Linked DNA regions of Homo sapiens: region 1 is linked to region 2. Evidence: chromatin contacts called from ENCODE Hi-C or POLR2A ChIA-PET data. All regions are on one chromosome and are shown on one strand. Each heading gives the region's core, a stretch centred on a gene start or an enhancer-like site at or near the end of the contact. The rest is flanking DNA. Distances are from core to core; before and after follow the strand shown.

The links. A loop is a pair of places that touch in the nucleus more often than their neighbours do. ChIA-PET counts read pairs that join two places held with the same protein, here RNA polymerase II (POLR2A). Pooled maps may share reads with other maps.
Region 1: a pooled map shows a loop between it and region 2 (4-fold over the local background). The contact joins the enhancer-like site here to the promoter of POLD4 in region 2. A Hi-C loop is called at or near these places in 2 of 37 single-sample maps with no recorded cell type and 5 of 50 pooled maps. POLR2A ChIA-PET finds 5 or more read pairs at or near these places in 4 of 52 experiments (PC-3, Panc1, T-cell and 1 more).

The regions. Positions count from the first base shown.
Region 1 is chr11:67,556,827-67,563,041 of GRCh38, reverse strand. No RefSeq gene overlaps it. Among named protein-coding and RNA genes, the nearest start is that of GSTP1, 24 kb to the left of the region's middle. RefSeq lists an enhancer at 1-58. Within about 2 kb of position 4,446, at least 10 of the 41 ENCODE cell types and tissues checked have a DNase peak (open chromatin) inside an H3K27ac peak, as active enhancers do.
Region 2 is chr11:67,350,153-67,356,355 of GRCh38, reverse strand. It overlaps POLD4 (DNA polymerase delta 4, accessory subunit), which reads left to right and starts at 2,810. Exons shown (of 4, transcript NM_021173.5): 1 at 2,810-3,053; 2 at 3,279-3,368; 3 at 3,554-3,665; 4 at 4,337-5,584. The coding sequence starts at 2,957. The coding sequence ends at 4,361. All of the region lies in intron 2 of LOC100130987 (a long non-coding RNA gene), which reads right to left. RefSeq lists a silencer at 2,493-2,742 and enhancers at 2,923-2,972, 2,966-3,547, 3,548-4,130.

The sequences.
Region 1 (6,215 bases), core at 3,197-5,696, 210 kb before region 2:
AGGACGAAGGGGCAGCTGGAGGAGAAAGAGAAAAAGCCTCCGAAGTCTTTCTTAATTTAGAACTAGTTTCAAATATCCTTTTGTTTACCTCTTGAATGGAGGCAATTTTTTCTCTCAGAATGTCTTTTAGAAGCTTCTAGGTGCTATTGGAAGTAAGTCGCTCATTCCATTTGTTTAGTTCTTTTTTTTGGAGACAGAGTCTCGTGCTGGAGTACAGTGGTGTGATCTTGGCTCACTGCAACCTCTGCCTCGCGGGTTCAAGCAATTCTCCTGCCTCAGCTTCCTAAGTAGCTGGGATTACAGGCGACTGCCACCACGCCCGGCTAATTTTTGTATTTTTAGTAGAGATGGGGTTTTGCCATGTTGGCCAGGCTGGCCTCAAACTCCTGACCTTAAGTGATCCGCCCGCCTCTGCCTCCCAAAGTGCTGGGATTACAGGCGTGAGCCACCACGCCCGGCCCCATTTGTCTGCTCCTAAAACCAGCTTTTTCCAGTTGTGCATGCAGATGAACTCATGTAGGCATTTCAAAGTCCTCCATTTTGGCCATTATAAGCTGGGTCATCACAAGTTATGCATGACCAGTTTTCTAAATATTTGCATGAAGAGGCGCGCCACAGTGTTAAACACAAATCCAGCCTATGTTTTCATGTGGATCTTGCCTTCAGGAGGAACACTCAGTTTTAGACCATTGAACCGAGCCTCAGAACCTGGCCAGTTTGAAAGATTACAGATTTGACACTGAAGCCACAAAGATTTCACTTTCTCTTTTCGGAGAGAAACTATTTTCTCCCTGATCAAAATTTGAAATGAGAAAAAAGGTTGCAAATTCTAATGAGTAAGACAAACAAAATCTTAACCTCGGAGAAAACTGAAAATTATGAATATGTGATCAGCAGAGTCTCTAGAGAATAACAGATGAAACTCCCACCTCTCAGTAGAGTTTTGACTCCAACCCCACCGAGTAAAGAATATGTGTAGCTTGAAGCAAGTCTGAATTCACAACCAAACCTGGGAGGAATTCGGCCCTGAGAGGGGCCTTATTAGAAATCCTTGCTGGCTTGGGCAAAGTAAAGTGAGTAAGTTGCTCATGCTGGTACCAAGGCTCTGGTTGCTGGGGAAGCGGTGGGATCGCTGGAGGCTCCCTTCAGGTTCCATCTGGGGTGCAAAATGTCGACTTTAAATAACAAGATTCAGGCCAGCACAATGGCTCACGCCTGTAATCCCAGCACTTTGGGAGGCCAGGGCAGGTGGATCACAAGGTCAGAAGTTCAAGACCAGCCTGGCCAAGATGATGAAACCCCGTTTCTACTAAAAGTACAAAAATTAGCTAGGTGAGGTGGCAGGAGCCTGTAATCCCAGCTACTCGGGAGGCTGAGGCAGGAGAATCGCTTGAACCTGGGAGGCAGAGGTTGCAGTGAGCCGAGATTGCGCCATTGTACTCCAACGTGGGCAACAGAGTGAGACTGTCTCAAAAAAACAAACAAACAACAACAACAACAACAAAAACAAGATTCAGAAAATATTATTAAGTATAGAGTCTAAAGCCTGAGGGTGGCCGCCTGGGAGCACAGACTCAAGTTGCCCTAAATGTACACTCTGATTAGCAGCAGTTAGAAGCTGGTTTTTAAGGAAAAAGAAAAGAGGCAATCCCTAAGTTGTTTACCAGAATTTTTTTTTTTTAGAGGAGGTTTTCACTCTATTGCCCAGGCTGAAGTGCAGTAGCATTACATCGGCTCACTGCAACCTTCACCTCCCAAGCTCAAGCAATCCTTCCACTTCAGCCTCCCCAGTAGCTGGGACTACAGGCGTACAACACCACGCCTGGCTAATTTGTGTATTTTTTGTAGAGATGGGTTTTGCCATATTGGCCACGCTGGTCTTGAACTCCTGGACTCAAGTGATCCACCTGCCTCGGCCTCCCAAAGTGCTGGGATTACAGGCATGAGCCACCATACCCAGCCCCTTTACCAGGAATTGACATTAAAATAATAGGAGTTATTGCAAGCTACTTGGGAGGCTGAGGTGGGAGGATCACTTGAGGATCACAGGAGTTTGAGGCCAGCCTGGGCAACATAGTGAGACCCTATCTCAGTAAAATAACATAAGCTATTGATTGGCTATACATTGTGCTTTGTATCACAAATTCCAGGAGCATGAAGATAATGGGTGAGGCAGCTAGTCAGTCAAAATGCCTTTATATGATTACCTCCAGGCAGGGGGTATGCAACTGAAGTCCACATCCATGTCTCTCCCGGCCTGATTCATTCGTGCACCTCACGTAGGTCAGACTGCTCTGAGGGATTTTTCTTTTCTCAAACACTAAGCTGGTATCTGGAGAGTCAGAGAAGTGGTTGCTGGTATTGGAAAACACCCCAGTTTATCTTTGATTTTCTTTTTCTCTTTTTTCTTTTTTTTTTTTTTTTTTGAGACAGAGTCTTACTCTGTCGCCCAGGCTGGAGTGCAGTGGCATGATCTCGGCTCACTGCAAGCTCTGCCTCCCAGGTTCACACCATTCTCCTGCCTCAGCCTCCTGAGTAGCGGGGACTACAGGCGCCCATCACCATGGCTGGCTAATGTTTTGTATTTTTAGTAGAGACGGGGTTTCACCATGTTAGCCAGGATGGTCTCGATCTCCTGACCTCGTGATCCGCCCACCTCAGCCTCCCAAAGTGCTGGAATTACAGGCGTCAGCCACCGCGCCCGGCCTGCATCTTTGATTTTCAGAAAACATATGATCCCTTAGGCCTCCTGCCCATTGCAGATTTACTTAGAGCTCAGTCTGAACCCCAATTCCCAGGCCTAGGCAGCTCAAGGCCACTTCCCTCCTCTGCAACAGAGCAAACCAAGCCTGTAGCTTTCTCCCCTCCTCAGTCTCCATCATGGAGAGCCCACTTTCTCACTCCAGTCCTCCTGGGCATTGCAGGGAATCGGCCCGTGATGGAGAATCAGGGTGGGGCATGGACAGGAGGCGGCACCTGGCATAGCCCAGTCCTCCATCTCCTCCTGCTGGTGCCCTCCACCCCTGCCTGCCTGACCCCAGGAAAAGCTGTTCATGGGACATCCAGGCCCTGGGCATAGAGATGGCCCCTCTCTGTCCAAATCACCCACCAGCCTATCTCCAGTCTTCCCTTAGGATTTGTTTTTTTAATATACATATTTTAAATGGAGATGGGATCTCAGTGTGTTGCCCAGGCTCGTCTCAAACTCCTGGCCTCCCACCTCAGCTTCCCAAGGCACTGAAATTATAGGCGTGAGCCACAGTGCCTGTCCAGGAATTTTTGAGAAATAAGTTTTCTCCACTTCATTACATATTGTTTTTATAATGAGCAGTACAGGAAAAAGCTGGCCAAAGGCATCATCTGGGCACAGCAAAGAAGGCACAGAGGGCACCTGAGGTCTTCGTCAGCTAAGCATCCTTTGCCTCTTCCTTTGGTAACAGAACCTCTCTTTCTTGGAGGAACCAAATCCATGTGATTGAACTGAAAGTGACCACTTCTGCCAAGGGGATAGGAACTGCATTCTCCTAGCCAAAGTGATTATTCAGGGAGGGGCAGGACCCAGTGAGCCACGCCAATGAAAGGCAACCCCAGAACTCATCAAAGAAAGCCTTAAAGTGACTTGGCCATATTTGCCACCCTGCAGGTACAGGCTGCCTGAGAATGAAGCCACAGAGAAGTAAGCAGTGTAGAGAAAAAGAATGCTGGCTGGGTGCAGTGGCTCATACCTGTAATCCCAACATTTTGGGAGGCTGAGGCGGACAGACCACTTGAGGTCAGAAGTTCGACACCAGCCTGGCCAACGCGGTGAAACCCCGTCTCCACTAAAAATTCAAAAATTAGCCGGGCACCTGTAGTCCCAGCCACTCGGGAGGCTGAGGCACGAGAATTGCTCGAACCCGGGAGGCGGAGGTTTCAGTGAGCCGAGATCGCACCACTGCACTCCAGCCTGGACGACAGAGCAAGACTCTGTCTCAAAAAAAAAAAAAAAAAGAGAGACAGAGGGAGAAAAACAATGTTTCATGGGGAGGAAGAGTGAGAAATGATGAAGAATTTGATGGAGCTCCTGGATCCAACGTGCGTAAAGCAGAAGCATCCGTTATCTTCCAGTTAACTGAGTCAGCAAATTCGCCTTTGATTGGGTTTCTGCTGCTTTCAATCAAAATCAGCCCAATACAAGTCGAAGAGTGAGAATGAGGAGTGAGCCCCGCCCCTGCTGCTGTGTGTGGCACATTTGCAGGCTCTGGGAGACGCTGGTTAGAGTCAGGGACAGTCGACGCTGTGGACCCCGTAGCGTGGCCTCAGCAAGCTGGAGCTGGGCCCAGGCTTCCCAGAATGAACCAGTAATACAGCAGTCAGTGTGCCTCCCCGCCCTCCTTGATTCCTGAAATAACTGGTTAAATATAAATTGGCCCCACCCCACTGAAGTACTCAAGAAGGAGAAAAAACAACTTAGTGATAGCAGTGTAGTCTCCGTCGAGTGTTTCTGGGCGGCACATTCACTAGAAGTCACGCCAGTTGCAAGTCAGAAACCCGGTGCTGCATGGGGTATGCTGCGTGTTGCCAACAAGTGACTTATTTTATCATCTACATTGCAAACCTAGAAGATGCCTCTTCAAAAGGTGTTGTTCAGAGAACCCCTGATCCCGCGGGGCTGGAACATGGACGTGACAGGGATGGCATCCTTGGCATGGCAGAGAGAGCAGGGGGAGCCTGGGTCCCTAACACCACGGAGTGCCCATTGCTTCGTGCAGAGGACACCGGACTTGTTGCAGAGTGAAAACATACTTCTAGCTTGTTTCAGCTGCTGCGGTTGGGGGACTTTGTAACCTCAGTGGGACTTGTATCTGATTAATATACAACCTGAAGTGAGAACAAGAACCAAAGAGAAGTAGGAAATGGTTAGGATTTTTTTAGCCCCGGAAGGTGAATTTATTTCTGAAAACAATCTTTTGTTTTTCTTTAAATAAAAAGCGGCTTTTTAAAATAAAGAAACAGCCAAACTAAATACATGTTGGGCAAATATGTAAAGACTTTGGGCTGGGCGCAGTGGCTCATGCCTATAATCCCAGCATTTTGGGAGGCCAAGGCGGGCAGATCATTTGCGGTCAGGAGTTTGAGACCAGCCTGGCCAACATGGTGAAACGCTGTCTCTACTAAAAACACACAAAAAAGAGCCGGGTGTGGTGGCACACACCTGTAGTCTCAGCTACTCGGGAGGCTGAGGCAGGAGAATCACTTGAACCCAGGAGGCAGAGGTTGCAGTGAGCCGAGATCGCACCACTGCTCTCCAGCCTGGGTGACAGAGTGAGACCCCTCTCAAAAAAAAAAAAAAAAAAGACTTTGAAAGGGGCCAGTTGTGGTGGTTCACGCCTGTAATCCCAGCACTTTGGGAGGCCAAGGCAGGTGGATCACTTGAGCCCAGGAGTTCGAGACCAGCTTGGGCAACATGGCAAGACCCCATCTCTACCAAAAAAAAAAAAAAAAAAAAAAAAGACTTCAAAGGGACAATAAATTACTAGCCTATCTGTGTCCATATTTCATAGTCTAGTCCCTAATATTTAAAACAAATAGCCTTAAGACGATTTGTGTGCCATTATTATACACCCCTTAAGCATATAAAAAGGTAAAAACATGTTCAGTGTCATTAGGAAATGCAATTTTTTTTTTCAAGATGGAGTTTCACTCTGTCGCCCAGGCCAGAGTGCAGTGGTGTGATCTCTGCTTACTGCAACCTCCACCTCCCAGATTCAAGTGATTCTCCTGCCTCAGCCTCCCGGGTAGCTGGGATTACAGACATGTGCCACTATGCTCGGCTAATTTGTGTATTTTTAGTAAGGACGCGGTTTCACCATGTTGGCCAGGCTGGTCTCCAACTCCTGACCTCAGGTGATCTGCCTGCCTCAGCCTTCCAAAGTGCTGGGATTACAGGCATGAGCCACCATGCCCGGCCAGAAATGTAAATTAAAGCCACAGTGAAATATCACTGCACGCAGGGCACTAACAATTCCAACTGTTGGGCCAGGCGTGGTGGCTCACGCCTGTAATCCCAGCACTTTGGGAGGCTGAGACGGGTGGATCACGAGGTCAGGTGTTCAAGACCACCCTGGCCAAGATGATGAAACCCCGTCTCTACTAAAAATACAAAAATTAGCCGGGCGTGGTGGTGGGCACCTGTAGTCCCAGCTACTCAGGAGGCTGAGGCAGAGAATTGCTTG
Region 2 (6,203 bases), core at 1,561-4,060:
GCCGGGTTCCTGTTTCAGTTCTTTTCTCTCCTGGACCCCCAGGACTCTGGGCTTGGCCCTGAAGCAAGGGTCTTGGGTATTGTTACCAGGCTGAGGTGCAAAGGTCACTCCTACTAGTCTCATCACCAGCCTCTGGGTGTCGGGGCTGACACAAGGGTCTCAGGACATTCCCCCAGGGAGAGAGAACTCAGCACCCAACCCAGAACTCTGGCCTGGCCATCCAGTCTGAAGCCTGAACAGGCTCCAAGACAGCAGTTTAGGGAATGAGGCCAGGATGCTGCCTGAGTAGGTGAAGGGGTTCTAGGCAAGAAGGTACAGAAGGTGGATGGGGTTGGACAGCAAAGAAGGAAAAGACCTGAGGACAGGAAGGTCAAGGTCCAGCCTAGTCCTCAGCGCACCTTAGGGATTCAGGTGCTGAGTCAGGGCATGCCAGTTGGACAGGGATGGTTCCAAAATCCCTGGGTGCCAACTCTTTCCTAGGGGCTCCACCCTACTGCCATCTAAGAGAGAGCAGCAATGCTGCCTGCAGAGAGTTCCCTCAACTCCAAGGCAGAAAGCCAGGCCTAGGGTGCCTGCACTTGAGCTGACCACTCTGAATCTTTTTCTTGGGTGTGGGGGTAGCTGAAGCCTGAGGGAGACATCTTCCAGCCTGGGTTGGGGCCTGTGCCAGGCAAAGCTGGGGAAGCTGGCAGGGACAGCCCAGCCAACATCTACAGAGCAGCTCAGGATGCCAGAGGCTGCCCAAGGAGAAAAGGCAATAGGCCCAGGCGGTGGTAGGAGCTACTGTGGCTGCCCAGCGGCACACCCCATTTCACGCTCCCTGGGCGGTGGCAGGGCCCCACGGCTATCAGCTTTCAGGGGTGGGAGGGACTGGGAATGAGGAGGGGTCTGCCCCACCCATGGCTCCCTACTCCCTCAGGGCTTGGTGGACTCAGGAGGTGGGTGCCACACACCTCTGGAAACAGCCCAGGAACCCTTGCCAAGACCCTCTGGGGAGGGGTAGTCAATCCCCCAGAGCCTAGACGCCATCCCTACCTAGCATGCTCAGCACCTGACTGGACTCAGCACCTAGGCCCTTCCCAGCCCTGGTAGACAGGGCCTCCCTGCTTCCATCACTAACTCCGCAGGGACACTGTCTCCCTGAATGTGGGCCCCACTTAGTCCGCAAGGCAGATGGGGGGATTAGACTAGGCCCAGCCCAAACAATACAGCAGAAAGGGCCCTCCAGCTCCATGCAGTGCCCCCACAAGCTCCCTCCTCTAGGACGCCGATGGGGAGAGCCAGGCAGGACGTGGACCCTGAAGACATGGCCTGCTCCTCTGCCTCCCCTCTGGTGGTCTCCTTTCCAGAGCAGCTTCCTCCCTTGTGCCCACGTGTACCAGTGGCTTAGCCCTCTTCCAGTGCAGAACACCCAGACCCCAGAGCAGGGAAAGGAGGAGGCAGAGGCCTCTGAGCAGGCAGCAGCCCAGGAGTCTGTGCCCCACCCTCCCAGTATCCCTGGAAGGAAGAACCGGATGGGATCTCTGGAGGGTGATTAGAGCTGGGCTGGTCCCTGTGCTGGTTCCCAGACTCCCACTGGCCAGTACTTTTGCCTCCTGCCAGGAAGTTGGTGAGGGGGAGGCAGCAGTATGGGTGAGTCAGTGATGACAGGAGCCCAAGGGACAAAGGTCATGGGTGGAGAATTGAGAGACATTGTTTACAGCAGTCCACCTCCTCCAGGAGGCCTTCCAATGCTAATCATCCCTGTGGTCCTAACCAATCTCTGACCCACCCTTTCCCTCTTCTGGTAGGAATTATAGCCTCTCACTGACAACTGTGCATCTGTCTGCCTTGTGACAGTGAGCTCCTGGGGTGCAAGAGAGACTGTGGTTTGATTGGGGCCCTACAATGCCTGTGACTATCAGCAGTGATAATCATTTAGCTATACTTCCTACTTTCAAAAACTTTTTGACATCTATTTTAATTAACATGTGGGAAAGTGCTTAGAACAGTACTTGGCACATGGTACGTGCAATGAGTGTTAGGTTTATTATTAATATTTTCTGCTCAGACTCACATTATTGTGAGAGACAGGGCAGATTTTGCCAGTGAAGAACTAGGGATCCAAACACATTGTGGTGGGGGGACCAGACCCTTGCTCTGCCTTCCTACTCAGTATGGAATCTTCCTGACTGGTGGGGCGGGCCGGACACGACTTGGGACCCCAGGAGAGTCAAAACGGCAAACACTTACTCGGACTAAGAGTGGGCAGCATCTTTGGGCACAGACTGTGAGAAAGGAGGTTTCAGAACCCATGGGCTTCTCCAGCCAGGTCTCCTGGGGCCAGTGGGGGTTGGGTGGGAGCCGGGAAGGGGCCTGGATTAGCCCAAACTCTCTTCAGACCTCCAGACCTGCCCCCACAAGGCGGGGCGGGCCAAAGGACCGAGTGAAGGCTCCAGCTGGACTCTAGGGAGTTACAAACTGGCCACGGGGATTAGCGAAGCTGAAAAGAACATTTGCCTAGGAAGGGAAAACGGGAAGTGAGAGGCTGAAGATAACTCTCCTGAAGTCTCTCGGGACCCACAGCAGACCAATGGGGGCCGGGGAAGGTGGTGAAGTCGGGGCATCCCGACAGGTCCCCCGCCCCAGCCTGCCCCTCCTCCCGCGGCCCACAGCTGAGGCACCGCCCCGCCCCTCACCCTACACTGCCTACCATTGGCTAGCGCCAGGGCCCCGCCCCGCATAGGCGGCCTGCCATTGGCTGAAGTCTTTCCTGTTTGCGTGCTTTTGGGGGTGGGGGAGGCGTCCCTCCCTGGACCCCGGCGACTTCCTCTCTCGGTTTGTCTGGGTCATCTTGTCTGCCCGCCGCTGGCCTGGCCCCGTCTGTCTCTCTCAGCAGCTGTCTTTCTCGCGCCCACTGGCCGGTCTCTCCTCTTCCCCGCAGTTGCCTCCTTCTCTGCCTGCCTGGGTGGCCGCCATGGGCCGGAAGCGGCTCATCACTGATTCCTACCCGGTTGTGAAGAGGAGGGAGGGGCCCGCTGGGCACAGCAAGGGGGAGCTGGCACCCGAGCTAGGTCTCTGAGGTGTGAGGGAGGCAGGAGGAGTGGACACGGAGGGGCCTAGAGGAGGCCCCTAGAGGGGCGGAGGGGCCGATGGAAAGGGAAAGGTGGCCTGTCCTCCCCTCCCGACACCAGGTCTAGCTGCGGGGTGGCAGAGGCAAAGCGGTGGTGAGGAAGGCTGGGAGGTGAGGGGCAGGAGACTGAAGCCAACCTCGTACTGAAGAGCAGCTGTCATTGCAGGGGAGGAGCCCCAGCCCCGCGACGAGGAGGAAGCGGAGCTGGAGCTGCTGAGGCAGTTTGACCTGGCCTGGCAGTACGGGCCCTGCACCGGTGAGAACCCACCCAGCCCCACGGAGGCGCCTCTCCCAGCCAGTCACCCACACGTCTCTGAAGTCACCCAAGCGCTTGCGTGACTCTGACCCTCAGGAACTGTCTCCCCCCAACACACACATTCTCCAGCTCAGACTCTACCCCACCCCCCACAAGTCTCCAGAGTCTTCTTCCCACCCTGGCAGGGATCACACGGCTGCAGCGCTGGTGTCGGGCCAAGCAGATGGGCTTGGAGCCTCCCCCAGAGGTGTGGCAGGTGCTGAAGACCCACCCCGGAGACCCCCGCTTCCAGTGCAGGTCAGAGACAGGCCGGGAGGGCTTTCAGGGGAGCCAGGGCCTTCTCCAGGCACTGTCACCCTGCTGTCCTGACCTGAGGGAGAAATGGATGGAGGGTTGGAAGGCCTTGCTGAACAGGCAAGAAGATTCTATGAGGTGCCTGGCTCAGGAGGACACGCCACTATAATAATTCTTTTTTTTTGAGACAGAGTCTTGCTCTGTTGCCCAGGCTGGAGTGCAGTGGCGCGATCTCGGCTCACTGCAAACTCCGCCTCTCGGGTTCACGCCATTCTCCTGTCTCAGCCTCCCAAGTAGCTGGGACTACAGGCGCCCGCCAACACGCCCGGCTAATTTTTTCTATTTTTAGTAGAGACAGGGTTTCACCGTGTTAGCCAGGATGGTCTTGATCTCCTGACCTCGTGATCCCACCCACCTCAGCCTCCCAAAGTGCTGGGATTACAGGCGTGAGCCACCACACCCGGCCAATAATTCTTACCTCTACAAGCTAGTGGGGGGCAAAGGTACACCCAGGACCCAAGGAACTATCTATTTAGAACTGAGGGGTTTCCCAAGGACTATGGGCATGGCCAAGAATAAGCTGGTGAAATCAGATCCAGGGACTCAACAACTGATTCTCTGTTTCTCTCTCTCTCTCTCTGGGGTATCCCTCCCTCCCACCCCATCTTCCACAGTCTCTGGCATCTCTATCCCCTATGAGGCACCACGTAAGACCTCCTGCCCTTAGCTCTCTTGCTCACCACCCAAGAACCTCAGGACAGAAGCGAGAGCCCATTGCTCCTGCTCAGCTCAGCCCGGCTGCGGAGGAACCCTTGGCAGGCAGAACCTGGAGGTGTCAGAGGCTCAACTCCTCCATCTAACCAGCAGGCTCCCAGAGTCCCCGGAAGAGCCTGCGCAGCTGAAGCAGAGTGCTTCTAGATGGAGAGTGGTCACTGGGGAAAAGGACCTGGCCATCACCTTCCAATACCTGCTGCCTGTCTCCCTGACCCATGATCTGGCAAGTTAGGCACAGTCAGACATGGACAGTTGATCCATGAGGAAAAGATGCTCTCCCACCTAAGGCCAGGAATCTGAGAGCAGGACTGGCTGAGCTCCCAGGGCAAGGGGTTCACTAATGCTTATCAATAAAGAATATTGAGCCTGGAATCCTGACCTTCAGTCCTTTACTGTGGCCCTGCTTTGACTGGCAGTCCCTAGCAAGTTAGGAGATGAGAGAGGCACCACTACAGCTCTTTTCCTTCAAGAAAGTCCTAGGCCGAAGAGGGAGGAGACAGTCATCTTGAGACGGATCAAGTCCTCGGAAGAGCTGAGCGACCTCTGGTGCCCCCTGGTGGCCCACAGGGAAACTACTCATGACTCACCTTCTGGAGCAGCCAGGGAAAACCTACCTGACTAGCCAGCCACCTGCCTTGCTAAGCGGTGCCCACCTCACAAACATGGGTGCTTTGCCAGAGAAGGACCCCTGGGGTCCATAGCTCATGAAGTCCAAACATATCTATACATTCCCAGCAAGCACCTCTGGCTTCCCACATCGGGGGCCACCTTGATCCAAAGCAGGGCTGGCGAGGGTCTCAACTTGCAGGACCTGCTCAGACATGACCATCATCTGAGGGGCTTTGGTAAGAAACTGATGGCTGGGCGCGGTGGCTCACACCTGTAATCCCAGCACTTTGGGAGGCCAAGGAGGGCGGATCACGAGGTCAAGAGATCGAGACCATCCTGGCTAACATGGTGAAACCCCATCTCTACTAAAAATACAAAAAATTAGCCAGGTGTAGTCCCAGCTACTCAGGAGGCTGAGGCAGGAGAATGGCGTGAACCCGGGAGGCAGAGCTGGCAGTGAGCTGAGACCGCATCACTGCACTCCAGCCTGGGTGACAGAGAGAGACCCCGTCTCAAAAAATAAAAAAATACAAAATAAAGGCTGGGCGCAGTGGCTCACGCCCGTAATCCCAGCACTTTGGGAGGCCGAGGGAGGTGGATCAGGAGGTCAGGAGATCGAGACCATCCTGGCTAACATAGTGAAACCCCGTCTCTACTAAAAATACAAAAAAACTTAGCCAGGCCTGGTGGCGGGCACCTGTAGTCCCAGCTACTTGGGAGGCTGAGGCAGGAGAATGGCGTGAACCCGGGAGGCGGAGCTTGCAGTGAGCCGAGATCGCGCCACTGCACTCCAGCCTGGGCGACTGAGCAAGACTCCATCTCAAAAAAAAAAAAAAAAAAAAGAAAGAAAAAAGAAACTGATGGTGCTGGGGGATGGAGGAGAACTGGCTGGAGCCAGAAACAATGCCCAGGGGACCCAGGGTCAGGGTATGACATGGAGAATAGAGTCAGTAACCGCTTCTATAGTGTTACCTTCATCTACTGTGGCAGCCCTCTATCCTGGGGGTAGATGGAGGCAGCACTAGTAAGTTCTTGGAAACAGGCCTAGAGGGCAGCTAAGTGGCCTGTGTAGCCCCCGTCTGAGCACTGATCATGTCTCAGGTACTTTAAATGTATTACCTCGAATCCTCCTAAAAAACCTTCCAGGTAGGTTTTACT